Linked DNA regions of Homo sapiens: all the other regions are linked to region 4. A link is a loop called in an ENCODE intact Hi-C map of the cell type or tissue named here. Cell type or tissue: dorsolateral prefrontal cortex. All regions are shown on one strand. Each heading gives the region's core, and the rest is flanking DNA. Links, peaks and the distances in the headings are about the cores only.

The links. Hi-C counts contacts between places; a loop is a spot of excess contacts. Peaks named below come from ENCODE experiments on the same cell type or tissue, not always from the same donor. Only the 100,000 strongest peaks of a DNase experiment are listed, where the experiment ranks them.
Region 1: a loop joins it to region 4, with 2.2 times the contacts of the local background. A loop is called at or near these places in 19 of 110 quality-filtered maps.
Region 2: it touches region 4 in a loop (2.3-fold over the local background); 8 of 110 quality-filtered maps call a loop at or near these places.
Region 3: it touches region 4 in a loop (11-fold over the local background); 3 of 110 quality-filtered maps call a loop at or near these places.
Region 5: a loop joins it to region 4, with 9 times the contacts of the local background. A loop is called at or near these places in 33 of 110 quality-filtered maps.

Annotation. Positions count from the first base shown.
Region 1 is chr13:52,847,934-52,853,809 of GRCh38, reverse strand. It overlaps PCDH8 (protocadherin 8), which reads left to right and starts at 5,170. Exons shown (of 3, transcript NM_002590.4): 1 at 5,170-5,876. The coding sequence starts at 5,374. RefSeq lists enhancers at 2,258-2,467, 3,142-3,436, 4,782-5,076, 5,207-5,876. In dorsolateral prefrontal cortex, for the core only: CTCF peaks have their summits at 3,011 and 3,245 (motif pointing right); DNase peaks (open chromatin) are centred at 2,209, 2,999, 3,269 and 5,149; H3K4me3 peaks cover 3,654 bases; H3K27ac peaks cover 2,802 bases; H3K27me3 peaks cover 3,629 bases.
Region 2 is chr13:52,894,142-52,900,017 of GRCh38, reverse strand. No RefSeq gene overlaps it. Among named protein-coding and RNA genes, the nearest start is that of PCDH8, 48 kb to the right of the region's middle. In dorsolateral prefrontal cortex, for the core only: CTCF peaks have their summits at 2,236 and 2,441 (motif pointing left); DNase peaks (open chromatin) are centred at 2,412 and 2,717; H3K27ac peaks cover 613 bases.
Region 3 is chr13:53,066,559-53,072,434 of GRCh38, reverse strand. No RefSeq gene overlaps it. Among named protein-coding and RNA genes, the nearest start is that of OLFM4, 41 kb to the right of the region's middle. In dorsolateral prefrontal cortex, for the core only: a CTCF peak has its summit at 2,965; a DNase peak (open chromatin) is centred at 3,413; H3K4me3 peaks cover 600 bases; H3K27ac peaks cover 855 bases.
Region 4 is chr13:52,964,833-52,970,708 of GRCh38, reverse strand. No RefSeq gene overlaps it. Among named protein-coding and RNA genes, the nearest start is that of OLFM4, 61 kb to the left of the region's middle. In dorsolateral prefrontal cortex, for the core only: CTCF peaks have their summits at 2,214 and 2,413; a DNase peak (open chromatin) is centred at 2,438.
Region 5 is chr13:53,148,481-53,154,356 of GRCh38, reverse strand. It overlaps LINC01065 (long intergenic non-protein coding RNA 1065), which reads left to right and starts at 2,457. Exons shown (of 5, transcript NR_125788.1): 1 at 2,457-2,653; 2 at 4,853-5,000. In dorsolateral prefrontal cortex, for the core only: CTCF peaks have their summits at 2,169 and 2,370 (motif pointing right); a DNase peak (open chromatin) is centred at 2,396.

The DNA.
Region 1 (5,876 bases), core at 451-5,450, 120 kb after region 4:
TGGCAGCTCTAGCAGAGTAATAGAGGGGTCAAACACTTTTTGTACCTTGGCTCAGTATAAGTCAGCAGGAGGTCACCTGCTGCTCCTAGGCATTACACTATCCAGGCATTCCACTGTCCAGGAGGGAAAGTCCCTTGAAATATTCTGCTCCTCCAGAATTATGGGCTCCTGTCCATTAAATATCTGTATCTGTAGGTGGTTTCAGTCAGAATACATGGCTTTTATAGAAATGAGTAGGAAAAAACTCTACTGAGAACTCCTTTTTGTCAACATCTGATCTCAACTAGCAAGTAAGGTACCAAAAGGTTTTGAAATGACATGAGGGCACAAAAATTGGTGGAACCCTCAGGTGACCATTGTCTCTTTCCTCTGGGATCTATATACCTACCACAATACCTATTATTTCCAGAGAGGAATGAGGGAATTGGGGAGACAGTTGTCACCAAAGCAAAGAAGCAGACAGGAAATGGGAGAGTTATTTTTCTTTCTGAACAAATCCCTCGCCTATAAAATAAGAGGTTTAGATTACATAGTCTTTGATGTTTCTTCCCTGTGCTTTAAAGGGAAATAAAAACTAACATGTGTTCCTAAGCACCTGATATTATATCATTTTACACAGTCTTCAAAACAACTTTGCAAAGTACTATTATTATACCCATTTTGCCGATAAAGGAACTAAGATACAGACAGGCCGGGCGCCGTGGCTCATGCCTGTAATCCCAGCACTTTGGGAGGCTGAGGCAGGATGATCACTTGAAGTCAGGAGTTCAAGACCAGCCTTGCCAACATGGTGACACGGTGAAACCCCGTCTCTACCAAAAAATACAAAAATTAGCTGGGTATGTGTGGGGGTGCAGGCCTGTAATCCCAGCTACACAGGAGGCTGAGGCATGAGAATCGCTTGAGCCCACGAGGCAGAGTTTGCCATGAGCGGAGATCACGCCAGGGCACTCCAGCCTGGGCAACAGAGCAAGACTCCATCTCAAAAAACAAACAGAAAACAAAAACAAAAAACAATACAGAGAGAAAATAATTTGCACGGGTCACACAGCCAATCAGTGTAATGATCAGATTTGAACCCAAGCAGGATGATTCCAGATCCTGCAGTCAACAGCTGCGTTCTGCTTCTTATCAGGTAAAGCAGGTCTCCCAGAGTGACACACAGAACACACAAAATGAAGAGTGGCCCAAGATCTGGAAATGATCCAGGGTTTGTGAGCATCTGGCACTGGAATCAATCCAAAATCAATGTTTAAATAACAGTTACCTTCACCCCCAAATTGTCTCATTGTCTGACTGCTGAATTTGAATCAGGGCTATGGAGAATGCTGCTTTGTGGTTTACTATACAGTTTAAAAGTCACCATGCCTATACTGACAGCCCAACAAATACACACACAGAGAGAGATAACTTTAAAAAAAAAGAAAAAAAAAGAATTTGGAGTGTAGAAAACAGCTTGGTTGCATTTCTAGTGCACCAACCCCAGAAAACCCAGAGGCTTCAGAATTTGATGAGATTTTTGCAAAGTGTGTTTTCACTACAAAAATGAATTAGATGCCCCGAAGAGCTTCCTCTGTTCTTTGCTTGGCCAAGCACTTGCTGCAAACTTCCCTGAGGGGTTTACCCAATGGTGAGCCTGTAGGAGGAAAAACCAGGGCCCTGGGCTTATTTTTAAAGGAAAAAAAAAAGTAAAAGTTTAAAAAATAACCCCTCTTCATCCATCCTTAGAATTACACTTTCCAGTGAAGTCTAGTACCCTTTCCTGGTAGATATAATCCTAATTAAAAATAAATTACATGCTGTATAGAACTTGAAATGGACAAGATAATCCTATTACATATGAGAATATATCCTGATTTTCTTTCCCGCTAAACTGTGGGAGATATCAGATCAGTCTGAGCCCCCCATTGTCGCCTCTTTGAAAACTTTCCTGGAGCCCTAATCCATCACGTGACGCCCATGTCAATCTTGGTGTTTGCACGCGAGTTTCACAATGCCGGCATTAGGCTCGGTAACAGAAACCCAGCTTTGCGGAGCCCGCAACATTTGCATTCCGAGAAAACGCCGGCCATTGTGGAGCTGTGTTTGTTCTCAAGATTGCGAGACAGTTGCCGGCGAAGTTGCTAAAACCGAGAGAAAGGGGCTCCTTTGGGCCTGCCCAGACCTTTTGGTATGATAACAAGGCGATTCGAGCGGCTTTTGTGAGGCCTGATCAGCACCCGGGCGGGCGAGCTCCCCTCCCTTTCCCCTACTCCTCTCCAGCGCCACCTCCCCGGACATATTTTCCTTCCCGGGGAGTTGCTGCGGACGTTGATGTGCTATTTTAAATCGTATTTCCATAATCGAGTGGCTGTCCGCTGCCGGCCCGGAGCTCACGGTGTTCGCGTGCCTTCACACCTCCACCGCCGGCACGGAAAGACCTGTGCGCGCCGGTGGCGGCTGGAGGCTCGCGGCTCCCTTCCCGGGCTCCCCGGCTCCCAGCTCTCAGCCTCCCGGCGCCGCCGCCGTCGTGGCTACTTCCGATCGACGAGGGCCTGGCCGCGGAAAAAACACTTTAGACCTGCTACCAGCCACCCTACACCCCTCCTCCCGCCTCCTGGCTTTTGCCTGCCCCTACTCCCCTTTCCTTTTCCCACTTTCAAGCACGCCTTGGTTTATTTCAGCCTTGAGAATGAGCATGCTGACGCGGAAGCACTTTGAGTAGAAATTGCAAGTAGTTCCGAATCTCTGGCCAAGCGAAAAACCCAAACTTAGCGCGTGGCGGGGCTCCCGAGTCCAGCCCAGAACTGCGGGGTGCAGATGCGCAGGGGGCGCTGGCGCGAGGTCCGGGTCCCAGCCATTCGCGGCCGGGCTGTGCTCGCGGAAACCGCTGAAATCCCTTCCTTTGGGACTCCGGCCCCATTTCCACCCACTTTCCCCACCTTCCGGGTCCTCCGCCCGGCAGCAGCAGCGCCAGGCGGGCCTGACCTTGCCCTGGGTACGCCAGCGGAAGCGCTGAGGCCGCTGTCCACCAGCCAAGTTCTGAACCTGTTCCCGTCTGGGTCTCCGGGGGAAGAGGGGTGAGGAGAGATGACGTTAGCCTAGGGGCGCTAAAGGTCACCAGCCAGCCCCAGGTTGGGGTGGGAGTGTTGCGGGGCTCGGAAGGAAAATAGAAAGTTCCTTCGACTGCGTGTACCCCCCAAGGAATATCTCTTGGGCGGGGACGGTGGGAGGGCTACATACTAAATCGCACTTGGGAGATGGAAGACAGCGGAAGAAAGGGCTGCGATTTGGGCTCCTGTAGGGGGCGCTCCTCCTTCCACGTCCCCACGCGGCTGCAGATGCCTGGCCTTATTGCTTTTAGCATTCCCAAGACTACAAGGTGGAAGAGGTGGAGAAGGGAACCCAGAGACACACCCCTCTGAGGAAGTCTCCAGCCACTCATCATCCCCCTCCCCAGTCTTATAAGAGCTTGTATTTATGGATGGCTGGAGCTGCATGTTCCGCTCTCTGACAATTCCAAGCACCTCTCATCCCTGCCACCCAGCTCCCTGCTTGGTCTCCCTACTCCAAGGAAACTCCTGACCCTCTTCTGAAAAAAAACCCAAAACACACTCCCTCGAGTTTGAGGGAAAGGAAAACATGGATAGGACGCTGACAGCAGGACCAAAATCGGGATTCTGAAGAATGTTTACTGAATTCAATCTACTTACCAAACCTATCGCCTAAAAAGAAAAATTTCTTCCAGTGAGTGGCTTTTGTTTTTTACCTTTCCTCCTTCGTGTGTATTTGCATAGCCTGCTCAATAAAGCCCTTCAGTAAGAATCATTAAGAATCCGTCTTGTTGCAGATCCGAGCTCCATCTCCCTGGCCGTCAGGGATGGGAGGGGGCTATCTGTGGGGCAGCGCAGCGCCCGGCCAGCCCCAGGATCCGCCCAGCCCAGATTTTGGCAGTGCCGAAGCTCCACACTTTCCTAAGCAGATGGTTAAGTTCCCCCCACGTTCCTGCCAGGTTTCAACGTCACGCTGTGATTTTGTTCTTCTGGAACCGGACGAGTGTTGCTTCCCAGAGTGGCCCTATTAGAACAGAAAGAAAATCCTCTAAATAGGCGGAACAAGGCATCAGGAGGAAAAAGTTCTCTAAATGCACTTTAATACGAGCCGGGTATTGTGTGGAATTCAGCGCCCATCACCGTTTAGCCGGAGAGTTATGGCAGTGATTGGGGATGAATAGAGGAACATAATGGATACATGTGGCGTTTGCTCATTATATTCAAGTTAGTCCAACTCCGCTGTGGAAACTGTTCAACTTTCTCTCCCCTTAGCTTGTCACAGTGAAATAATACAGACATTGGGGCCTCCAATGGGATCGCCTGCCACACCATTCTATTTCCACTGCTAACGAGGGCTTCATAAGCCTTTGATACAGTCTGATCTTTGAAACCTTTCCAAATCTCCTCAAGCTTATGCTAAATCCTATTTGGAACTTTTTTTTCCTTGCCTGCTAGCTCCCAGGGCTTAAGAAGGCCACTTGGACAGTGACGTGCATACTAACATATCGCGGGGCTCTTTTCTGAAAGGGAAGTGGCAGCTCTGATCACTGGGGCTCACACGAGCAAAACACAATTGAGTACACAAATTTGAATAAAATCAATTTTCCCTTATCCTTCAGGCTTCTTAATCGAGAGGCTATTCCAGGCACCGTAGCTAGGAGAGAAGGAAAGCAGAGCCTCATTCAGCAGAGCAAGTCTGTGGGTAGGGGGCTGCAAGGGTTTGGAAGCGTCAGAGGTGCAAAATGCAGAGTGTGTGTGTTGGCAGGGGCTGGGGGAAGGCGGAATCAGGAGCCACTGGGGTGAAACCCCAGCGTGTTCGCACTTAGTTCTAGCCGCGGCACGGAGGGAGGCAGGCGACAATTAACAAAACCATCCGCTCCTTTTACTCCTGGAGCCCTGTGCCAACTCCTCTACATGCAGGGTGCTGACAAGAAAAGGGGGAAAAAGCAAAAGGAGTTAAACAAAAGAAAGATTCCCTAATTTTCCTTTCTTGTTTTCCCCTCTAAGCCTTTCCACATTAAAGGGATTGTCAGAGGCAGGCGGAGGGGCGACGCGAGGGGGAGGCGGCCATTGGCTACCCGGCTCGGGTGATTAGCATATCGGCGGCTATAAAGGCAAAGGCGGCGCGAGGCGGCGCAGCTTCTGTAAGAGACGGAGAGGCGCAGAGTGAGGGCGGGTCCGCGCGTCCTCAGAGCCCGCTGGAGGCTCGGAGCTGCTACCCGCAGACTTCTCCCGCACAGGGCTCGCAAAGAGCGTGATTCCGAGAGCCTGAGACTGACGCCCGACCTGGAAACCAGAGAAGACTTCCTTAGCCTTTCGGATCGCACTTGAGGCTGGAGGCATGAGTCCTGTGAGGCGTTGGGGCAGCCCCTGCCTTTTCCCCTTGCAGCTCTTCAGCCTCTGCTGGGTGCTCTCAGTGGCCCAGAGCAAAACAGTCCGATACAGCACCTTCGAGGAGGATGCCCCCGGCACGGTCATCGGGACCCTGGCCGAGGACCTGCATATGAAAGTATCGGGTGACACAAGCTTCCGCCTGATGAAGCAATTCAACAGCTCTCTGCTCCGGGTGCGCGAAGGCGACGGGCAGCTGACCGTCGGGGACGCCGGCCTGGACCGCGAGCGGCTGTGTGGCCAGGCCCCGCAGTGCGTGCTGGCCTTCGATGTGGTCAGCTTCTCGCAGGAGCAGTTCCGGCTGGTGCACGTGGAGGTAGAGGTGAGGGACGTCAACGACCACGCGCCGCGCTTCCCCAGGGCCCAGATCCCGGTAGAGGTGTCCGAGGGTGCGGCAGTGGGCACGCGCATCCCCTTGGAGGTGCCGGTGGACGAGGACGTGGGCGCCAACGG
Region 2 (5,876 bases), core at 342-5,341, 71 kb after region 4:
CCTCAAACTCTAGTAACAATTTATTAAAGTACCCCTGTCTCACCCCAACTCTCACCCAAGTAGTCGGCACCCCCAAGGAGAAAGAGAGCATGGAGCAAGGCCCACCCCTCCCTGTCTGCCTCACAGAGACTCCCCTCTGTATTATCCACCGAGGATAAAGAGGGAACTTTACCTAAAATTACAATTCCCCCTTGAAGTCTCTGTAGCCAGGGCCCTATCCTGGAATCTGTGACCCTAGACTCAAACATATCAGTACCTTGATCATTTTCAAAGAGTTTTCACATGCCTTTCTCATTTTGTTTTGGCCACAACATGGGTGCCAGGTTACACCAACTCCATTTTATACCCGAGGCTCAGACAGGAGCAGTGAAATCAACCAATTCCGAAATGGAGGCAATCAAAGCTGATGAAAATCAGGTTTGATTGGGCTGGATCTGTTAACTGGGAATAATTACCATCTCTTTCCTTGAGGAACTCTCACAGTGACTCTTCGGCGGTTCATCTTGACTAACTAAAATGAGTAAGGAAGCATCTTTGTTTCGTGGAACTGGGTTTGGGCGGCAGGTCCACACAGGAAGCATCCCCTGGGCGGTGCCCAGTCTGGGCTGAGCCTCTGCTTCTCCTGGCTGCCAGCAGCTGCCCTCCCCCACAACCCCAGCCATCCAGATGGCACCAAGAGCCTAATTGCCATTGTTAGTATTGATGGCTCATTCCAAAACAGCAGAGAGGAACAGGCAGGAGAGAAAACATCTCTCTGTGGAGCCACCTACTGCCTGTGTTTAATGCAGATGAGCATCTAACTCTGTGACTTCTGGCATCTGTGTCCACAGGAAAGCGCTGGAAGCCCCTTTTTTGCTTCAGAAACAGTATGGAAGCCATTAGGAAGGGTGCCCTTGCCACTTATTGGCCCAACTCTCCTGAAAAGACATTAGCCTCAAAAATTAAAAAGCCTGACAAGACCAAGTAGTGGTGAACATGTGGTGCTTCTGGATCTCTTATACAGTACTCTGCAGAGGAGCCTGTATACTGGAACAACCACTTTGGAAAATTGTACATTATCTAGTAAAGCTGAAGATATCCATGTCCAGCAACCCAGCAGTTCCACTCTGAGATGTGCACCCTATAGCAATGCATGCCAGGATGCACAGATAGAACGTTGAAAGTAGGCCAGGCACGGTGGCTGATGCCTGTAATCCCAGCACTTTAGGAGTCCGAGTCAGGCGGATCACCTGAGGTCAGGAGTTCGAGACCAGCCTGACCAACATAGAGAAACCCCATCTCTACTAAAAATACAAAACTTTTCTGGGTGTGGTGGTGCATGTCTGTAATCCTAGCTACTAGGAAGTCTGAGGCAGGAGAACTGCCTGATCCCGGGAGGCGGAGGTTGCAGTGAGCGGAGATTGTGCCACTGCACTCCAGCCTGGGTGACAGAGCAAGACTCCATCTCAAAAAATAAATAAATAAATAAAGTTGAAAGTAGTGTCATTCATAATCACCACAAACTCCAAACCACCTGAATGTCCATCAGCAGTAGATTAGATAAATAAGTTGTGGTAAAGGCAATCAATACCTTTGCCATTGTTATTATATGAAAATGAATAAACATAATCTTAAGCAAAAAAAAAGAGACAAAAGAATATACACTGTAGGATTCCACTTATATAATGTTCAAAATCATCAAAATATCAAACCACACACTGTAATGTTTAGGGATGCACTTGAGTGTGGTAAACACCAAAGTAAAGCAAAGAAACTATTACCAGAAGTCAGTACAGTGTGGCTAATTCTGGGAGAAGAAAGGAATTGTAGAGGGGGATGGGGAGTTACTAAGGTGCAGGCAATATTCCTCTTCTTGACCTGGGGAAAGTGGCTACCCAACTGTCTGCTTCTGTACATGGGTGCCTTTGTGCATTATTCTGTTGATATGTTCCACTTCACACACACACACACACACACACACACACACACACACACACACACACACCCCAGAAAATGTTAAGAAGAAAGGCAGCTCCCAGCCGGGCGCGGTGGCTCATGCCTGTAATCCCAGCACTTTGGGAGGCTGAGGCAGGCAGACCACGAGGTCAGGAGTTCAAGACCAGCCTGACCAATATGGTGAAGCCCCATCTGTACTAAAAATACAAAAATCAGCCTGGCGTGGTGGTGCATGCCTGTAGTCCCAGCTACTCAGGAGGCTGAGGCAGGAGAATCGCTTGAACCCGAGAGGTGGAGGTTGCAGTGAACGGAGATTGTGCCACTGCACTCCAGCCTGGGTGACAGAGCGAGACTGTCTCAAAAAAAAAAAAAAAAAAAGAAAGAAAGAAAGAAAGAAAGAAAGAAAGAAAGAAAGAAAGAAAGAAAGAAAGGCAGCTCCCCAGGCCTGATGGCAGCTGCCCCCTACTGGAACCCAAGGAAAGTGCAGGTTCAGAGGAGGTATTTGGTGGGTGGGAGGGGGTGTTGAAAGGGTCACAAGAGCTGTTGTGGCCTCAGAAGAAGTTGTACCCAAATCCCTTTTGGAATGTTTCTTAAAGTTTTATTCATGAGTTGTTAAGCATTTTGTTTGGCAAATCAGTTTATCCCAACCACCTCTGTGGAGGTGGCAGATGGCACCTAAAGAAAGCCTCCTCCTAAATGCAGCCCAGTCTGTTTGCTCACCCTCTGCTCAGGCCTTGGCCGCTGTTCCCAAGGCTCAAAGGAGCAGTCAGAGAAGGAGGGGAAGGGAGGGAGAGAGGGGTTTGTCGGCAGCCGGCGAAGTCTGTGGGGATGGATAGAAACATGGTGTTTACAAGAAACAGCAGCCCCAGGACTGAGCCTTTTCCTTTGCTGGAAGCCCCGCAAATGCGCACCAATATTGAAGCCTGGGAAACCCAAGCTGCTAAATCTCACCACTGGGGCAATGGCAGGGGTGTGCAAGAGCCAAAAAGCATGGGAGCATTAATTTGTATGAAAATCCAAGGAGGAATTGTGTTAAGAGTGAGGGTGAGAGCCAAAAGGATGGAATGCTTAACTCCTTGATGCAGTCAATAGTCGCATCTGGTCCTTCTGACTGTGGGAGAGAGTCTGCAGTGAGGCCTTTTCCAGGCCCTGACAATTCATCTGAAAAGGAAAAGCCAGCACAGACGTTTCCAAAGGCTTCAGTCCTGAGTGGGACAGGAGGGAAGTGAAAAAGGGACAATAAGACATAGTTCTATTATTTAATATTTTCTAAAATGGCATAACGGGACTATTAATCAGGTTAAAATGTGATTTTCCTTGTGTCTCATGTTAGTGACAACCCAATTTAATAAAAGAGCAGGCACTTGTAAGAGTTCTTGGGTCTGTGCTTTTAAGTGACACTTTGTATCTCTCACCTTTTTTAATTTGAAGATGTTTGAATTTTCATACTCTAACAAAGACCTCCCCACAGTTCCTGAAAGAGTGTTTCAAGGACTTTGGAAGCCATTTCTAATTTGTTGCCTTTAAAGAACTGTCCCCAAGTATAATGATGTTCCCAAGCCCCAGGTTTCAGGCCAGGCACAGTGGCTCACACTTGTAATCCCAGCACTTTGGGAGGCTAGGCAGGAAGATTGCTTGAGGCCAGGAGTTCAAGACCAGCCTGGGCAACACAGTTTGGCCCTGTCTCTACAAAAAAAAAAAACTGTTTTAAAATTATCCAAGCATGGTAGCATGCGCTTGTAGTCCCAACTACTCGGGAGGCTGAGGTGGGAGGCTCGCTTGAGCCTGGAAGATCAAGGCTGCAGCAAGCTGTGATCGTGCCACTGCACTCCAACCTGGGCAACAGAGTGAGACCCTGTCTCAAAAAAGAAAACAAAAGGCTACAAGAAATAGATTACCTATAACTCTCCATTATTCACCAAACATGTGTTAAGTGCTGACTAGATGCCAGACCTGGAGTGCATACTGCCTCGTGGTGGAGCTTACCTCTGTGGGGAAGGAGGGTAAGACAGTATGATTTGGGATGGTGAACACTCTGATGCAGGACAGCAAGGCATTGCAAGGCTTGTGGAAGGGGCACCTCACCCAGGCTCAGAGGCTCAGGGAAGGCTGCCCAGAGGGAGTGACATGCAAACTGAGATCTGAAGGAGGAGCAGAAGCTGGCTGGGTGAATGGCAGAGGCCAGCAGTGTTCCGGGTAGAGGAAATGGCACATGCAAAGGCCTGAAGAGAGGAGAAAGATGGTGTGCACAGGCTCAGAGCGGGGAACTGAGGAGGGGAGAGAAATGACACCCAGAAGCAGGAGACTCCAAATCATAAGGGACCTGGAGGCCATTGGAAGGAGTCAAACTTGGTTCTAAACTCATGAGAAATCTCTGAATGGTTGGGAACAGATTTCTGAATTAGAAAGATGCCATTGTGTAGAGCTTGGATTAGGAGGAAAACAAGACAGGCATCAGGAAGACCAGGTGGGAAGCTTCCTCAATATCCTAATGTAAGACAATAGAAGTGAGGCTGGATGGGGACTGAAGACACAGGAGAGGAAGGGCCTATGCCTATTTTGCCTCACTCACCTGGTAAAAGAACATATTTCAGAATACATCAATTTCCAAGACAAGCAATCAATCACTTTCTGTTAAGTGTGACTGTGTACCTACTATGCATCAGCATGGAGCAGTGCATGGACCATTGCTTCAACGATGCCAAGATGCCGCTCAGCAGGCATGCTAACACGGCACCATTCCAGCCTCATGAGCAAGGGCTCTGGGGTCAACCTGGGTTTAAATTCTGGCTCCACTTACTCTCTATGTGACCAGAGACATGATTTTTAATCTCTTTAAACTCATTCTCCTCTTAATAAAGTGGGACAAAAGTGCCTGCCTTTTAGGTTTGTTGGGAAATTTAATTGGGTTAATACACGTAAAGAGTCTGTCGCAGTACCAGGCACAAAATATTTCTTCCATAAATGCAGCTGGTGCTGCTGCCGGTGGTGATGGTGGTAGTAAACTTTTTGGTAGTGCTTTCATAGTTTGATTCTACAAATCCTGTTTTAGCATAGCTGGTAAATCCTGTGCAGACAAGCGAATGTTGTTCCCTGCATTTTTCCTGTGGTTGCCATGCAAGTGAAAGTCAATGCTGTGGTCCTGAGTGCCCAGCCGACAACATAGCACAGTTCAAAAGAATATTGATCAGACACTTACAGGAGTGGGGATGCAGTGAGATGCTGCCGGCATCAGTATGGTCACCTGAAGATGGTGACAATGACAACTCTGAAATACAGACAACTCTTTACTCTCAGATCCCATACCCAAGAAGATGCACAGTGGGCCCAGACAGTTTCACTGAGCAACACAAGGGTGTAAACTGACAATAAGAAGACTAAGAACACACCCTGGATTGCAGGAAATACTACATGCGTGGAGCTCAAAACATTCTCCTGTAACACGTTGCTGAGAGCTGCCCTGAACGCTGTTGCCTAGGCAGCAGAGCATCCAATGATGGACTGTGGAACAAGGAAATAGGAAAACAGATCAAGAAAAATGGCATGACCTTTGGGAGACAGAAAAGCAGAATGAGGCCAGAGCTACATTTAGCTCCACACTAAACCTACGCTTTACAGACCAAGAGTGTCTGACTTTCTTCTGAGCGCCACTATCTGCTTTTTTAATTTTTTTTTTTTTTACTTTGCCAACAACAGGTCAAAACAGAATCATCCTCAAGTGCTCCAACACTGAAGCAAATCAATCTGCAACTCAGCCCCATGGGAATGAAACCATATGGAAGATGGATATAATAATAGCGACGTAGTAGAAAAATGTTTTGAGATTTTAAGCAATGTTCTTGTGCCCTGCAATACCTTCAGTCCTTCTACCAACCCCTTTCTCCCCAGGCAGACACTTCAGCATCTAGCACTTACAGCCTCAGGAAAGGAATGGCACAGCA
Region 3 (5,876 bases), core at 409-5,408, 100 kb before region 4:
AAGGGCACATTTAGTCCAGCCATCCTGGAGGGCCTTCCTCAATCTCCACACCAGGGATAACAAATCCATAGCCTACATGCTGTAGTCTTCCCTAGGCTGCTCATGGCAGACATCATTAATCAACCACACCACTCTTCGTCATTGAATGAAGACTTAGCCTTAGTACTCCAGCATCAACTACCAATCAATCAAAGGTAAATCAGTTTTATGATCCCTGCTTCAGACTCCTCAAAGTTATTTTCAAAAAGGCCAAAGCTCAGAGAAGGCCAGGGAATGCTTTTGCATCCCTGCCTAAGGCCCACAAGTCTTGGTTTCCTGTCTAAAGAACCCCTAGCCTCCAAGGGAATGACCCGCCAGGAACAACTTATGCCACGGCAGCCAATATCTGCCCACAGAGATATCCTTCTCTATTCACCACTCAAAACCACACATTTATGGGAAAGTCAATAAGAGAAGGATCCTTTCAGGTGTCTCCTCTTGTAGCTTCCACCTTACCCCCAAGTCCAGAATCAACACCAGAGGCTGCTGTAGTACTGGCTGGAGATGGATATCTTCATCATGTTGCCATAAATCTACCCTGCTGTTATCATCGTCACTGGGACAAAGAAAAGGGCATGACACTAACTGGTTATGAGATTTCCTTTGTGCTCCATACCATACCTCCTTAAACTGCCACCACCAAGGAAGGAAAAATTTTTTTCCCTAAAACTGTGTGAGCACCCATCTGGGAATGTGAAAATTCTGATTCTTGGGGCACAGTTATGTCAAGACCAAGCTGGTACCAGGGAATGCAAGGACTGCTCCTGCCTTTCCTTGAGTTTTCTTCTTGACCCCTTACCCCTCCTTGGGCTTTACTTATGTCATTCATTTTCACACCAATTCTGTGAGGTATGTATTCATGATGCCCATTTTACAAATAAGATAACTAAGGTTCAGAGAGGTTAAAAATGTCTTCCCAAAATGACATTGCTAGTAAATAGTTGAGCAAGGACCTGAAAATGAGACTATACAGCTTCAAGTCCCAGGCTCTATTACCATACTGGCCCTAGTGTCAGATCCTTCAAGGCCATACTCAGATCCAGACTGGCCCAGGACCAGGGCCCTATTGCCAGCATCCTTGGTCTTTGGGAGTACAAGAAAAAGTCTGAATCCCAAAGAAGGGCTTCAATAATATTGTTCACATAATAAAGTGTTGTGGGGTTGTTCGTGGAAATAGCTGGTGATGACCGAATGCTGGACTTCCTCAATGACTCAAGAGTTCCAACTCAAAGCCTCTGCAGCCATCAGCATGATGCTGAGAGGCAGGCAGATGACAGCCATGGCTTAAGACTATTCCAGACCAAGGATGCTAACCACAACCAGTCCATCAACAAACACTGGCAGGTTACCCGTAAAACAAATCAGTTCACCTTCCTTCACTTCCACTGCCACCATCATCGTATCTCTCCAGAAACTACAGTAACTCTTAAACTCATGTCCCCCTCATCTACTGTATGCCAAACTCATGTCCACACAGCCATCAAATTCCCTCCTTTAAAGCCACCAATGACTTCTGGTTATTCTTTAGAATAAAATCCAGGAAACTTATGATGGCTTTCAAGTTTCTACCTGATCTGGCCCCTGCCTGCTCTCCTCATATTTATTTACTTCTTTATCGGTTTTGTGTCTGTTTGTCCAAGTAGAAAATTTACTGTAGGAAAGGATATTTTTTGGTTTGTATACTTCTATAATTGCAATGTCTAGCACAGTGCCTGGTTTATACTAAACCCACAAAAATATTGGTTGGGTATATAAATTACTGTTATCTGTGACATGTAGAAGAATATAAACTCCTCCCTAAAGCAGCTTCCTAGAGTTGTTGGTTTGAGGATCTAAAGAAGTATAATGGCCTATAAAGCAGACTTGGGTTTCAGGCATTGCATCAGTACTTTAATTGACAGCATGAGTCTAGGAAAATCCTCAGCCTCAATTTCTCTATTTGTTAATGTTCTTTCCCACGATGGATGTGATAATTCTACTCATTTAGCAAACTTTATTGAATGACTACCATCTTCATGGCACTACACTGGGTGCCAACAAGGCCAAGATGAATAAGACACAGCACTTGTCTAGGAGAAATGCACAGGCTATTTAGGGGTGAGGTGAGAATAGGTAAACAACGAGTAAGTATAATAATCTTATTGTGTGCTCCAACAGAAAACCAGTGAAAATACAATGCACCACAAAGAAGCAAGTACTCATTACCATCTGATGTTCAGAGTGGAGACCACCCTTGAGCTGGATTTCAATGACAGGTAGGATTTCCCCTGACAGGAGGGTCAGATTACTGCATGGACTACATGCAAAAGGAGGCGGCATTACATCCAGGAAACAGGAAGTAGTTCCAAAACGCTGGTTATAGAGAGTATACAGAGGTATAGGTGACAGGTGAGATTGCACAGGTAGAGCCTGGAGCTTTTATGTCAGGCTAAGGAGTTTCCATCTTATCCTATAGGAGAAGGATTTTAAGCAGAGGCATAACTTAACTAAGTTTGTCTTTTAGAGAGATTAGTCTGATAGCAGCACGGAGGGTAGATTAGGAGGAACATACAATAAAAACAGAGACTAAAGAGGGCAAGCCGTGGTAGTAATCCAGGATAGCAGGGTACCCCAGAGTATCAGAGAGACAGAAAAGGCAGAAGAGGCATGATCATTGAAACATCAATTAAGTCTCCACCGCTAAAGAGAGTGGAAATATCCAAGCTTGGGTGATTGGTTGATATCATTTTTCTAAACACAGGGTACAGGAGGAGGAGCCCATTTAGGAAGAAATATACAAAGTTCCTTCTTGAACCTGAGTCCACTTCTAGGAAAATACACAAGGGCAGGATATAGCTAGTGCTCTTGTTGTTTTAAGAGGGCCATAGTAGCTGGGACTCCTTAACCAAGTGGCGGCCCATTCCTTCATCTTCTCTCAGCCAGGGTGAAAGCAAGTTATGATTGCTTCTTTCCTCATGGGGGTGTAGTGAGGCTTTGTTTCTTTGTTTAAAGAGCTGTACCACATTCAGATGAAAGGAGCTCTGTTAGGAGCATAAGGAGACCATGCACAAAGGAACGTTTAAAGGCCGCCTGAAGGGTAAGAGACAGGCTTGTAGGGGGCTCGTTCTGGCTTCATAATTAGATTTAAAGATCCAGAGATGAAAAACAAAAGATACAGACATCAGAAGATATGGATTAGTTCTCTCTCCAGATGGATTAACATTTGGGTTGTTTTTCCCAGATGTGACTGGCCAGGATTAAAAACATTCCATGGTTCCCGCAAGAGGACATGCTCACGGAGGCAGTGAAGACCCGGGGGGCCTCTAAAGAGACAGCTGTCAGCTCATCAGCTCACCATGGGGACCACACTCTGCAGAAGTGCAGAGGCTGGGACCTCAGGCATGAGATGCAGCCTTTTACAGCCCAGGAAGCCAGCACCAGTCCCTCCACCCTCACAAAGCCCAGGGGGACTGTGCATCAGCCACCAGTGCCCAGAAGCCTGGGAAAACAGAAAGAAGCTTGCTTGGTACTAAGCACCAGATGGCTCCCTTTCAGAAAAGACTTTCTAAGTGTCCACAACAGCCTTTCTTCTCAGCTAACCTTTGAGGCAGCTTCTCCGACTGCACCTGGCTTGCACTAGTTGCTCCTCCCCAGGGGCTCTGTGAAAATGGGTCAGACTTTGTGAGCTCTGGAAAAACAACTCTTCTTCCAGGTTACAAATCTCTGAAAGAAACAGCCCCTTCTGCTTACATGATGTGGCTTCTTAATACTCACTCTTTCCCTCCACTCCCCTCTCCCATTTCTAGCACTTGAGCACTTGAGTCTTATCTATCTTTAAATCCCTGACAAATCACACACTTCCCCCCAAAGCCTTCCCAGATTTCCCAGTAGGGTTTTCTCTCGTGCACACTCTTTCTCCTGTTGCATTTTGTTTGTTATAACCCTGAGTTTTCTACCTGCATTATAGTTTCAGTGGTTCTAAGTTTCTCTCCCACTGTTGATTTTCAACCCTTTGAGAGCAGAGCTACGTTGAACTCACCCTGGTAGCCTCCAGGGCATGCTACATTGAAGCTGTTCAGTCAATGTTTGTTGAATTCATTAGAATAAGTGAGTAAAAGCAGCAAGTTGTGCTGCTGCAGTGAGAAGAGGCAGTTATCCTCAAAGCGATCTGTTTCTACTAGCTGCCTAGATTTCATAACCCAATGTTATTGCAGGGGGACTTAGGGATGTCTGGCAGGAGCCATGGTTATGGGTCTGAGAGCATCCACTGGCCAGACCTGCCAGCAGTTCACAGGGGCAGAGTTGTGCCCCTAGAAAGAGTTCTGGCTCAGACATGGCTTGGTTGAATCCTGGCTCCCTCCACCAATTTTGAACTCTGGAAATAATAGGCAAATCTCTCACTCTATGATTCTTCATTTCTTCATTTGTCAAATCATGATTCCTACCCTTGCAGATAATTGTAGGAGTAGTGTGAAATCTGTAGTGAGTAGGCACTTTGCACAGTGCCTGACACCAAATAGGTGTGCAACCAATTCTTTGAATAATTCATTCACTGATGGGAAATATTAACTAAGAGAAGGCACTGCCTGGAGGTGGGGATGTCCGACCTATAAACAAGGCTGGTTTTTGTGGTGCAGGTTAGTGAAAATGGTTAGGTGTCAATGCATCTGTAATCTGAGACATGAGACCTGAATTCTGACCTAGCTCTCCTGGCACCCCAAGAATATACTGAATAACATTTCTGAGTCTTGATTATACCAAGTCAAAGCCATGGTTCTCACCACCTCCACAGGGTTCTTGTGAGTAATAAACCAACACAAGGCTGTTGACTCTCTTATGAAATGCAGACGTATTGCACAGCCCCATGCTCAGCCTCTAGTAAGCAAGCCATGAATAAGAGTTAGTTTTGACTGTTGTCTTTTTTTCCCTCTAGACTCTAAACTCCTTGGAGCCAAGAACCATTTCAGTTTTGCTTCTAATTCTGTCCCCACATCCTTAACTCAATACCTGAGAGATAGGGCCTCTCAATGAATGAAAAAAGAAATTAATGACCTGTCTGGTGTCTTTAAACTCTGAAGCATGGAGACTGTGGTAATTAGTAATGTTTATTTCATTCTACTGGCATTCAATGATTGCTAGTCAGACGCAGTGACCAGTTCAAGTCAGAAAGTATTTCAGCTATTGAGTCTGTGATTGCATTGTAGCATGAATGAAAATAAATCAACATTTTTCTTTTTCTTTCTCAATCTGGTTATTATCTCTGTGCAATAATTGGGGATTAGAAGAAATTCTATGTTTCTTCTTTTTTAATGTTGACCAACAAACTTGTGATCTTGAATGCATATTAATAATTAGTATTTATTAACTTTATTTATAAGCTTGGGCACATAGCTTTATACTGGAAATTCTGCAAATTTTCTTGACCACGGGTGCCAATAGACAGAGGACAACCTGAATCCATGACCACCATGAGTTTTTTCTTAACCAAAGAACCACACTTCTGACCTTTTCCAAATTCATGACTCCAGAAGTAAAAAAGAAGAGGGAAGTGACCATTTTTAATGTGTCCAGCCTTGTGCAAGGACTTTGCATTTGGCTAGCAGTAATTTGTGCCACCTACCAAATAAATATTCTGGCTCTTCTGGGCACACTTCACCTCCCTCTTGAGGTTAGGTTTGGCTACATAACTTGCTTTGGACAATGAAATGTGAGCAGAAGTGATGCATGTCACTTCTGGGATGAAGTTGGGGTGAAGTTTGTAGAGTCAGCATGCAATTCTGCCACTCACTTTCCCTCTGCCGTGGCAATGTGCCACATCACGGCACCTCCTTCAGCTTGGGACCTGGAGTGAGGCTGAT
Region 4 (5,876 bases), core at 315-5,314:
GGGATGATATGAAGGAGATATTCAATCCAATGCCCTGCCTCAATTAAATCTTAAAAACTCTTTAGTCAATGGATGGCAAACATACAAATATACAGTACTGCCTCTGAAGGCCTCAGAGTACCTAACATTCTGGTAATCTGTACACTGTGGGCACAATCAGGACTTTCTGGAGTGATCATGAAGATAAACATACACCTGCTACTTAATAATTTGCAGATGAACCAGGCCTCTAATTGAATGCGTAATCTCTTCTGAGACACTTCAATGTCCTTTAATGAAAACCCAAATGACCACTGATAATGTCTGCTACCACTGATTTGATTTGGTGAAAAGATGGCACATAAAATTGTTGAAGGTCACCTGGGATCTCACACCTTCTCCCAGTTCCTTCAGCCTGGCCTCACTCTGGCTAGAAGACTTTAAGATTGACAACAGAATTTATCCATCAGCTGTCCCAGCAGCTCACTGCCATGGATAATTAGCCACTGGCTGTTTATTTACATAACTTCAATTTGCCTAGGAACCCACAGCTTATTTATTCCAATAAGCAGACATTGTGCACCTATATAAATGGGAAGAGAAAATGCATGACTTTTTTATGGAAACAGGATTTTTGTTAATAAACATACATGTGATAGTGGTAGATTATAATCAATATTGGACTTGGTGTTTTAGAACTGTCTTCCATTTGAAACATAATAAAACTGTATTAATTTGAAACTTTAAGGACCAGAAAAAAACTTAACCAACTTAACTCACTTCAGAGTATCTCATATTTTTGCTCAAGAAAGAATGGGGCATCAGGCTGCTGAAGAAAAGCAGTTGGCTCCAATCAAGCATGATTTTGAATAACCAATATTGATTTAATGAGGTTTTACTTTATATCAGCATTTCAGGCAGCACTATTCTAGCTGCACAACCTTCCAAGGTCAAGCCCAGAGGTTTGCCCCTTACCTGAGGTGGAAAATAATGAAATCCATTTTCCCCTGGGGAAAAAAATATCTATAAATCACATTTTCCACACCTCACGTGGCTGCCGCAAATGGCCCCACTATACAACATGTCTATCTGTCACTCCTTCAGCTGCCTCAAGGAGACTCCATTAGACTCTGGGGAGAGGAGCAGCAGGAAGGAAATGACAGCTGGGGCATCAGACTGACAGTTGGAGCATGGGCTGTGCTGCAGCGAGGCTGGGAGTTTAGGGAAAGACTCTCTAGTATCTGAGGGTTGTTTTCTTCCCCTAAGTAAAATGAGCATGAGCCGTGAGAGTCAGTCAGCCTAAAAATGGGAGCAGCATCTGAATACAAAGGTTACAGGCTAGATGGCTTCTTCACACTGCTCTTTATTTTAAGATCAAGATTGTCGGTGGCAGTCCTACCGTTCTGAATTTCTATGTGTTGCCCTGTATTGCAATTAATCAAAATACGTAGCATCATAACACCAATTGGTGGTCTTATCACATAGATTGTAAATCATCCACAGAACTCCGAGTCATTATTGGAGCTGAATTTACACATTGCCTTTATGGAACTCTGGGGTTATGTAAAGATGTTCCTGGAACTCAATACACAGATGAGTCTCTGTGCCCTAAGATAAGAGTGGGGAGATTTGGAGCTGTTGCCAAGCCCCCTCAACAATGGATTCAAACTCTGCCTGAGCCATGTGTGGAATAAGAGCCTTGCCTCAGAGAATAGATGAGCACAGTTAATGCCTTGTGATATTGTAGGATTACATAGATTGTTTCCCGGTTACTTTTTTTAAAATTTTTATTTGTATTTCAATAGTTCTTAAGGTACAAGTGGGTTTTTGGTTACATGGATACCTTTTTTTGTTTTTGGTTTTTTTGGTTTTTTTTGTTTTTTTGTTTTTTTTTGACAAAGTCTCACTCTGTCACCAGTCTGGAGTGCAGTGATGCAATCTCAGCTCACTGCAACCTCTGCCTCCCAGGCTCAAGCAATTCTTCTGCCTCACTCTCCCAAGTAGCTGGGATTACAGGCACGCACCACCCAGCTAATTTTTGTATTTTTAGTAGAGAAAGGGTTTCATCATGTTGGCCAGGATGGCCTCGATCTCCTGACCTTGTGATCCGCCCGCCTCAGACTTCCAAAGTGCTGGGATTACAGGCATGAGCCACCACACCTGGCCGGATAAATTCTTTGGTGATTTCTGAGATTTTGGGGCACCCATCACCTGAGCAGTGTACACTGTACTCAATGTGTAGTCTTTTATTTCTCACCCCCTTCCAAGCTTTCCCCGTTACCACCGAGTCCCCAAAGTCCATTATATCATTCTTATGCCTTTCTGTCCTCATAGCTTAGCTCCCACTTATGAGTGAGAACTTAACGAAAGTGAGAATGTGATAGCTGGAAAGCTGTTTCTCAAGTTATGCAACATCCTAACGGCCACTAGAGGGTGCAGCAGGGACGATGCTGGAGCTGCCCTCTACCGGCGGTGCTGACAGAAAGGGAGCTGTCCAGGGACCCAGGTGAAGAGGGGAAACTCAAGGAGAGGCCAGGTAACTGGAGCTGTGCAAAGCTGCGGTGCCTGGCTGCTGCCATTTGGTGGAGGTGGAGGAAAGTCGGCAAATCCCTACAAGGGAACTACTAGGTTTGGAGCTCAGAGAGTAGGGGTGGGGTTGCAGCCAGCTAAAAAAGTCCTGTCCTAAGATTGCTGGCACAGGGATTGCTGTTATAGTCTCAAGAAAATGACTTCTTCACTTTTCCAGATACATTGCACAAGATTAACAACATGTACAGTTGTGTGTGCATTTTCGTGAATTATCCTAAATGATCTACTTTTATATCCTAGCCTCTATTGATGGGTGACATTATGGAGGACAGTCACTTCGGAACCATAAGCCCTGGATGTCTCTAGCACACCATCCACCACCGTCTACCACCCGATGCTATTTCTTGTCCCTAATTCCTCTTTGCCTTTCTCTCCACTAAAGCCTTCATTCCCATTCACTCATTCTCACTCATCACCTTTCTACTCATTAAGCACCTATTACGTGCTAGAGCTGGGATTACAGTAGTAGGAGAGAGGAAAGGCACAGCTGCTGACCTCAAAGAATTCACCATCTTACCCTCCTTCTGCACTCCCTATTACTCCATGGAGGAGGGGAGGGTGATAGGGTGAAATATAATTTGAAAAAATATTTGGGGGCCAGATAGTGAAAAGCATTAACTGTCATGCCAAGGATTTCAGATCTCATCTCATGGCAATGGGAAGCCATGAAAGATTTTAAGCAGGAGATTTAGATCCAGCTTTGACTTGCATAAAGATATGGAGGCTAAAAAGTGTTCAACCTTATTAGTAATGTGATTAGAACTTCAAAATAGAATATTTACCTAAAGGATTGCTGAAGTTGTTTTTGAAGACAATAATTAGCTTTGGGAAGGATTCCTTAAAATTAACAATCCCTTATCGGCAAGAATGAAATTTGGTATAATCTCTGAGGCTAATTTGGCATATCCATCAAATACACAAAATATTGCATCCCTCTTGACCTGAAAATGGTATGAATCCAATGAGAAATGATAGAAACATAACCTAATGTAGGGACAGAGAGGTTTAAAAAAAGGACAATACTGAGAAGAGTTTATTCTAGAGACAAAAGTCATAAAACCCTGTAATTGATTGTATTGGGGATGATAAATAAAAGGAAAGAGTTGAATATGACTTCATGGGTTGTAACGTAGGCAACTAGATCTATGTAGATACTCTAAAATTACAACAATTGGAGCAGAAAGAGGGAGAAATTGTGAGAGCAATTAAAAGTTAACTGCTGGACATTTGGGAGCACAGAGTATGTAAGGAGAAATATCTGTGGGACGCCCAGATGAAAAGTTTAATTGGATATGAAGATTTCTAAAGAAGGAATTTGGAAAGCATTTGTGATATTTAAGAAGAGTGTCAAGTGGTGAAACTGGAAATCATATTGCAAAGACCAAAATAATGAAAGACAAGTAAAGAAGAATCAAGGGCAGGTTATAGAGGTAGGGTACTAGCTTGAAGGAGAACAGAATCAAGGGAATGATTTGCTAGCGTCCAAGAGTTTTTCAGTGGAAGTAGCTTGCAAAAATGTCAAAGCTGCATGGGAGCACCCAGTAGAAGGGGAGAAAGAGAAACATTTAAAGTGATAAGGTTAAGTTTATCAGATTTTGCAAATAAAACTATAATACAAGACACTCGGTTAAATTAGAATTTTGGATAAACAATGAATAATTTTTAGCTCTGTGCAATATTTGGGACACAGTTATACTAAATATGTTGCTCACTATTTGTCTGAAATCCTAATTTAACCAAGTGTCCTGCATTCCGTCAGGCAATCCTAGGCAGGGCAAACAAGGAAGGAACCAGGAGCTGAGGAAGAAAGACAAACCTGGGAAAGACTGTGGGGTGTGTCGGTTCTGAGAAATGGGAGAGAAAAGAAGGAACAGTGAAGAGAAAACTATTTCAATGTAGGGAGCTCTGAAATCATGCCCTCTATTTTCTCAAAGCTGGAGGTCAGGTCATCTGCAGAGAGTGGGCAAGTCAGAGGTCAGCATGGAGATCTGATGGGGAGATGTAAAAGCTAGAAGCATCAACTGTGGCGAGAGGAACGGAGCGTCCCCCAGGGACAGGTCTGCCAGAAGCACTGAGGGTGCGCTGGTTCTGGAGCTGTGCATCTGTACAGGGCAGGGTGGAATAAAATGAGGCTTGAGGGCCAGGTCAGGCAGGGCCTCATAGGACATGTGAGCAAGTTTTACATTTCATTCTCATCAGGAAATTGGAAGTAAGCGAGTCAGCAGAGTTGTGTGTGTGTGTGTGTGTGTGTGTGTGTGTGTGTGTGTGTGTGTACATCCTCTGGCTGCTGAAAGAATTAAAGGTGGGCAAGAGCGGCTGTTGGGATACCAATGGGGAGAATAGGATAGTAGTTCAGGAAAGAGATAGCAGAAACCTGGACTGCAGGGTTGGGAGAGTAGTGAAGAGAGAAGACAGAGAAAGAAGGGGGAGGAGGAGAAGGAGAAAGAGGGAGAGAGAGAGAATAATCTAGTCTTAGATTTGGCAATGACTAGATTTGGGAACATGATTAGGAAAAGGGAGGCAAAGGAGAGGTGTTCAAGATAATTCCCTAGTTCCTGACATAAACAAATGAGCAAATGAGCAAATAAAGAACACTGACATAAGGAAAACCAAAGGAGAAAGTGATGTGGCAGAAAGGGCACTAAATCCAGCCTTGACACTCACACTCCCTTAGAACCATGAGGGGAAGTAGAGATGGCATGGATTATGACACCTACCTATTCTTTGAGCATCTCGGGACCAAGCGATTCACATTCCTATGTGAACTCTACAACAATTTACAGGGAGGATGTTATTATCCCCATGAGGCAGAATAATATTTGGAATGATTAATTGATTTTCTGCTTTGCTCTGGATACTGTGCTTTCTTTCACCTCTTCACTGCTCCCAATTCAAGCAACTGGACCAGTCAATACTTATCGCATTAGGGGGCAGATGAAACAGGTAGAAAGCAAAGCAAAGAAAAAAATATTCTGGCATTCCATTCTAAAGATTCAATGTTTTTATAAGACTCAAAAGGACCTTGGGCATAGGTTAAATGCTTGAATGAAGTGAAGTTTAAGAGTAGAGCTTTCCCTGGAGACTAGACCATTTTTTTCTGCTAGGGAGAGGGATGATATAATGGAGGTTGCTGAACTCCAGAGAGGGAACCCTGCACCTAATGACCAGCAGCGCCCCAGAGAGGCAGTGAGGCCTCTAGGGAGAAATGTACAGTGAGTCAAAACAAAGGCAGCTTAGCTGAGCCACAGAGATTTTTATGCCCCAGTGTTGCATGAGAGTAACAAAATTATTGCAGAGGTCTCATGCAT
Region 5 (5,876 bases), core at 415-5,414, 180 kb before region 4:
TATCTAAGTTCTGTTATTTTTAAATCTCACTAGTTTGTAGTCCTAGCTAAGATTCTTTGGGGTTTTTTCTGTTGTTGTTGGATTTTTTTTGTTTGTTTTGAGACAGGGTCTCGCTTCATCACCAAGGTTGGAGTGCAGTGATGAGATCACAGCTCACCGCAGCCTCGATTTCCCAGGGGCTCAGGTGATCCTCCCACCACAGCCTCCCCAGTACCTGGGACTACAGATGCATGCCACCATGCCTGGCCCCAGATAAGATTCTAAATATACATTTTGCTTCTTCTTAAGGCAAGCCAGCCATTGCCAACATAGAGCAACAAAATGCACATTGCTTTGCTAGGGACCTTACAGAGTAGATAAATGACACAATGTCTTCCCTCTAGGGAGGATAAAAAGAATAATGAAAGATGTGTTTTTTCCATAAATGCATATATTAACATTTGACTTCACAAAAAGTGCTCATGTAAAGAACAATACTTTCCCTTGAAGTTAAGCAATTTTATGATGGATCTAACAGTACAGGGAAAAAGGTCTTGGGGCTAATAATAATAATTAGCACTTATGTTGGTACTTTCTGTGTTCAAAGCATTTTGTGGAAGATTAACTCGTTATTCTTCCCAGCGTTCTTGTCAAGTTTATAAAGCTTTAGACTGTTCTGATGTCCTCTCCAGTACAATTCCATATAATATGGGAACATTCATTTGATTTTTACATATAAATACTACTGGAGTTCTGATTATCCCACACTGTGTCTGATACCCAGTAAACTCACAAACTTTGGTGGAAAGAATGGATGGTACTTCCTGGATCCTTATTTCAAAGATCCATTCAAAATTCAAGAGTCTGACCAAAGAATGGATTATCACTTTAAGCATCCAACTATATTTTATCAAAATGGTCTCATTTACATTTTTCTTCATTTAAATCATGAGTTCCTCAAGGACAGGAACTGTGTGTTTTTCATGCTTGTTCCAAGGATCACCTAGGCATGTGTTGGCTCAGAATGATGCTTAGTAAGCCTGTGTTGAACAATAAAAATGAATTCTTTATTGATAAGTTCTTATTAAATTGTGAAGAATAAATAGCATGTGGTATCTGTCCTGCCCTCTAGGAATAAGTATGAAAGAGGAAGCAGGACTTATATACAGAAAGCAACTGGACACAAAATAGAAAAATACAAAATACAACCAAGTGCTACAATGTGTGGTTCGAGAAATGAGCGCTAAGGAAAAATTACACTTGTTTTGTTTTGTTTTTTGACTTCTCAGCCCATTAGCTCCACCTCCTTCCTTTGGGTATATGTGTATATATACAGAAAGAGTGAGACAGCTTTTGGCCTGCAATAAAATGTAACAGCCTGTAAAAATATTATATTTTCTACTCTGTTTAATATAGAAAGTTCATTCAGTTGGAAATTATATACAGATTTTTAAGTTTCTTTCTGTACAAAACAACAACAAAACTCCAAACACAGAAACACACGCACAAATACACTGAACTTTAATGGTGATCTTTATTCAAATTACAGTTTCTGTGCACACCTGTAATCCCAGCTACTCCAGAAGTTGATGGGAGCATCCCTTGAGCCCAGGAGTTCAAGTCCAGCCTGGGCAACATAGTGAAATCCCACCTCTCAATCTTTTAAAAAATTAAATTACAACTTCCCATATTATAAAAAAGTACTGCAGCTCCAAGCTTGAATGGAAATTCATTAGATTTTTATAAATTTGAAGGAAGTTTATTTCTGAAAATAAATTTTGTTGAATTTCTTCTTAAGGTGGAAATTTGTTTTTCATTCCTTTTCTTTGCATGTGAGTTTTGTATCAGTTGTGGAACTCTATAGCTCCACTACATATTTGGGTATTTGAATATTTGAATCTGTTGTGCTTTTTCCAGGAAATTCTGAATTTTAGGATAGTCTACAGGTACCATAAATTGAGAAGTCCAAACAATTCATTATCTTCCTTGAAGCCCAAACCTGCCATTTTTCTCAGATAGGAAAGCCACCAAACATAGGGAGCATGCCTGCCACTTCCCTCTGGCCCGTCTCTGGCTCATCCGCCACAGAGACCTATTTATTACATCCCCTGAGTATTCTTCTAATTCCCCCTCCTTTCCATCCCCACTCTTTCAGCCACACTTCAGGACCATGGTCTGTGCATCGCTTAGTCTCATCCTAATTTATCCGCAGCTCCACCCACTCCAACCTCCTCTCCCCTCTCTAAGACAACCTTTACTTCCCCACCTATGCCTGTTCCAATTTACTGTCTCTGAACCCCACATATGCCCTTTTCTGCCCTACATTATGATAACTGGAGCTGGACCTAATTTCTTTCGTTAGCGGGCACAATGTTAGACCTTGTCAGTAGAGGGCGCTAGAGGGACACTGCACAAGGAAGGGGCTTCTCTTCTGGTTCCAGCTCTGTTCTTAGAAAACAATGAGCTGTCTCCTTGCCAACCAGCAGCTCCCTTGGTAGGGGCATGCAGAAGACCTGATGACACAAACCCTCCAAAGAGTTTCACCCTCACCACAACAGGTGGCTTCCTGCTCGGCAGCCCATCCTGCATCACTTCAGTGGACTTCTCTGACATCTACTAGACCACATTAAATGAATCACAGCCTTGAAACTGAACTGGAAGGACTTCCTTCAAGGTTATACTTTCTTTGAATACTGTCTTTCAGCCCTATGCCTAGTGACTGCTCCCTGCGTCTTACCCCAGTTTTCTTGAGAATTCCCTTTATACTTCTTAGTAGATAATACCCTTTAATTAGTTCCTTATTTTTATGTGGTATTAAGTTTTCCCTGTCCAAACTATTAGTCATGTCTCACTTAATGATGGGGATATGTTCTGAGAAATGTGTTGTTAGGCAATTTCATCATTGTGTGAACATCATGGCATGTACTTACACAAACCTAGATGATAGTATAGCCTATTACAACCCTAGGCCATATGGCATAGTCTATTGCTTCTAGGCTACAAACCTGTACAGAATGTTACTGTACTGAATGTGGTAGGTAATTGTAACACAATGGTATTTGTATATACAAACATACCTAAACATAGAAAAGGTACAGTAAAAACAGTGTTGTAATCTATGGGACCACCATCATATAGGCAGTCTGTGTTGGACAGAAATGTCATTATGCGGCTCATGACTATACTATTGTGATTTCTGTCTCCTGACCAAACCCTGACTGCTTTACCACTTTTGTTCTTTCTTTATTTTCTTTCTTTTTTTTTCTTTTTTACAAGGTCTCACTCTGTTGCCCAGGCTGGAGTGCAATGGTGTGATCTCGGCTCACTGCAACCTCCGCCTCCTGGGTTCAAGCGATTCTCCTGCCTCAGCCTCCTAAGTAACTGGGATTACAGGAGCCCACCACCATGCCCAGCTAATTTTCGTATTTTTAGTAGAGACGGGGTTTCACCATGTTAGGCAGGCTGGCCTCGAACTCGTGACCTCAGGTGATCTGCCCATCTCAAAAGTCTAGTTGGGAATGGTAATCACACAGTTTGGCTATCTCCTCAGGTCAGATTACTCAAATAAGGATTAAACTGCTGCTTATCTTTATGCTTGGCAGCATGGTACCTAGCCACGTGGTACCAAGAGTGACTCAGACATGCCTTACCCTCTCTGTGTTACACAGCTCACCTCCAGCTAGAGCTGTTGAACTGTAACACAGAAGCACCCATTTCTCTGCTCACAAAGTGTCATGGTACCCAGGGGCAAAACTAACTCAGACACAATAGTACTCAAGTGTTCTCCATCATTCCAGCTCAATCCAAAGACCCTCAACACATTCCCTGAAATGAGAGATGAAGTGCACTGACAGAATTCAAGGCATGTTTGAGACAAACTTTTCTCCTTGCTTAAGTCTTCTCGGCAATGGTTGGCTCTACCATTTTAAAAGACCTGCAATTGTGTGCAATGAAAGTAGTTCCAGGCTGCTGTATCTTGCTCCCTTTCCCACAGACATCACCAGAAGCCCAATTCATCACATTCTTAACAGCACTCTTCAGATTTATCTGTCAGGGCAAAGGATCCAGATTAAAAATGAAACAACCATTTCACTTGCTTGACAAGGGGAGACCCAGTCTGCCAAATTTCCGTCCCTATCACTGGAGAACAGGACTTTAGGAAATAAATAATAAATGCTTTCTGACCTAGGGCCACCTAGCCTGGAATACTTAGGGGCGTCTTATCTTAGTGCAACAATTATTCCAGTTAATAGGTTAAGGGATATATATAAGATTACCCGTAATCCTTTCACACTGTTGTTCAGGGCTTATTTGAGATGCAGGGCACACATATTTAAGGATTAGCTCCTTCTCTCCGTACTCATACCCTTAGAGTGATATTACTTCCTGCTATCTTCTCTTGTGGAATAGAAATGAAGAATAGTTACACTAGGGGAGTTATTACAATCAGGCTCTTTTATATCTTTAAGGCAATTACAGGCAAAGACAAGAGTGCCTAATGCACAGCATTTCCAGAATTTGTAATTTTGGCATCTCATCTTGCCAAGCCTTGATAACATCCAGATGTTGCCCTATTGAAAGGTGTTAAATAGAATAAACCTCAAGCCAAGAGTACTTCCATGTTATATTTTGGAGACTTCCAAAATGTAAAACATTTTCTCTTTGAAATATCAGAACTTCGGTAGTTTAAGCAATAATGTTCTAGTCTGCATAATGTTTTAATGTCTAATAATAACAATAACAGCAGTAACACTTTGTTTCTCCATTTAAAAAGACTTATATAGTGTTGACTATGTGCTTTTCAAATATTAACTTATTTAATTTTCTATGTGCTCTCTCCTGGTACAACAATCTGCTCCACAAATTTCTCCAGATTTTTATCTAATTCCTGTTGGACAGTGTAAAATGCCACTTCTTCCAGGGTTGCCTGCATATCATCAAAAGGGAAATAGTACTCATCGAAGATGTGCCTTTGCTAGGAACTAGGACAAGGGTGGCCTTTATAAATTCATGAAGAGAAGGTATTGTGTTCATTCACAGACTTTGTGTAGGAATTAGGGAGAAAAATGTAAACCCTAAAGTTAATACTCCATGGGCACATTCTGGGCACAAGTTACCTTGGAGACATTTTGAGGTGGCAGGGCTTTTCCTAGAGTGGACCACCTGTGCTATAAAGGATCTGCCTAATATACTCATTCAGCAAGTCCCCAGTGAATGCCCGTAATGTCTGTGTGACATTACATATCTGCAGGCACATGCAGGAAAAGCAGCAGCCCCTGCATTCAGTACTGTTACGGTCTCACAAACATGGGCCTTGGATGGGCTGGGGGCTGGCAGAATTGTAGGCACAGTGTGTTAAGGGGGCACACAGAACCCAGCATTTGGGCATCTAGAAGCCTTCCCAAGGGCTAAGGAGACACCTGAAAAATGAGAAAGAGTTACAGAGCCAGGCCCTTAAGTTGGCCCTGCCAACCACTCTCCAAAACCCTTAGATTTTTGCTGCCTTTGCCCTTGACACTGTCCTTTCCCTGGAGCTGAATGTCTGGGGGTAGAGGAATGACTTTAAAAGTCGAGGATCAGGCCTGGCATGGTGGCTCATGCCTGTAATCCCAGCACTTTGGGAGGTCAAGGCGGGTGGATCACCTGAGGTCAGGAGTTCGAGACCAGGCTGACCAACATGGTGAGACCCCGTCTCTACTGAAAATACAAAAATTAGCTGGGCGTGGTGGAAGCCACCTGTAATCCAAGCTACTCTGGAGGCTGAGGCAGGAGAATCGCTTGAACCCGGGAAGCAGGGGTTGTAGTGAGCCAAGATCACGCCACCACACTCCAGCCTGGGTGACAGGGCCAGACTCCGAGTGTTCCAAAACAAGAAAAAAAAAAAGTCTAGGATCAGA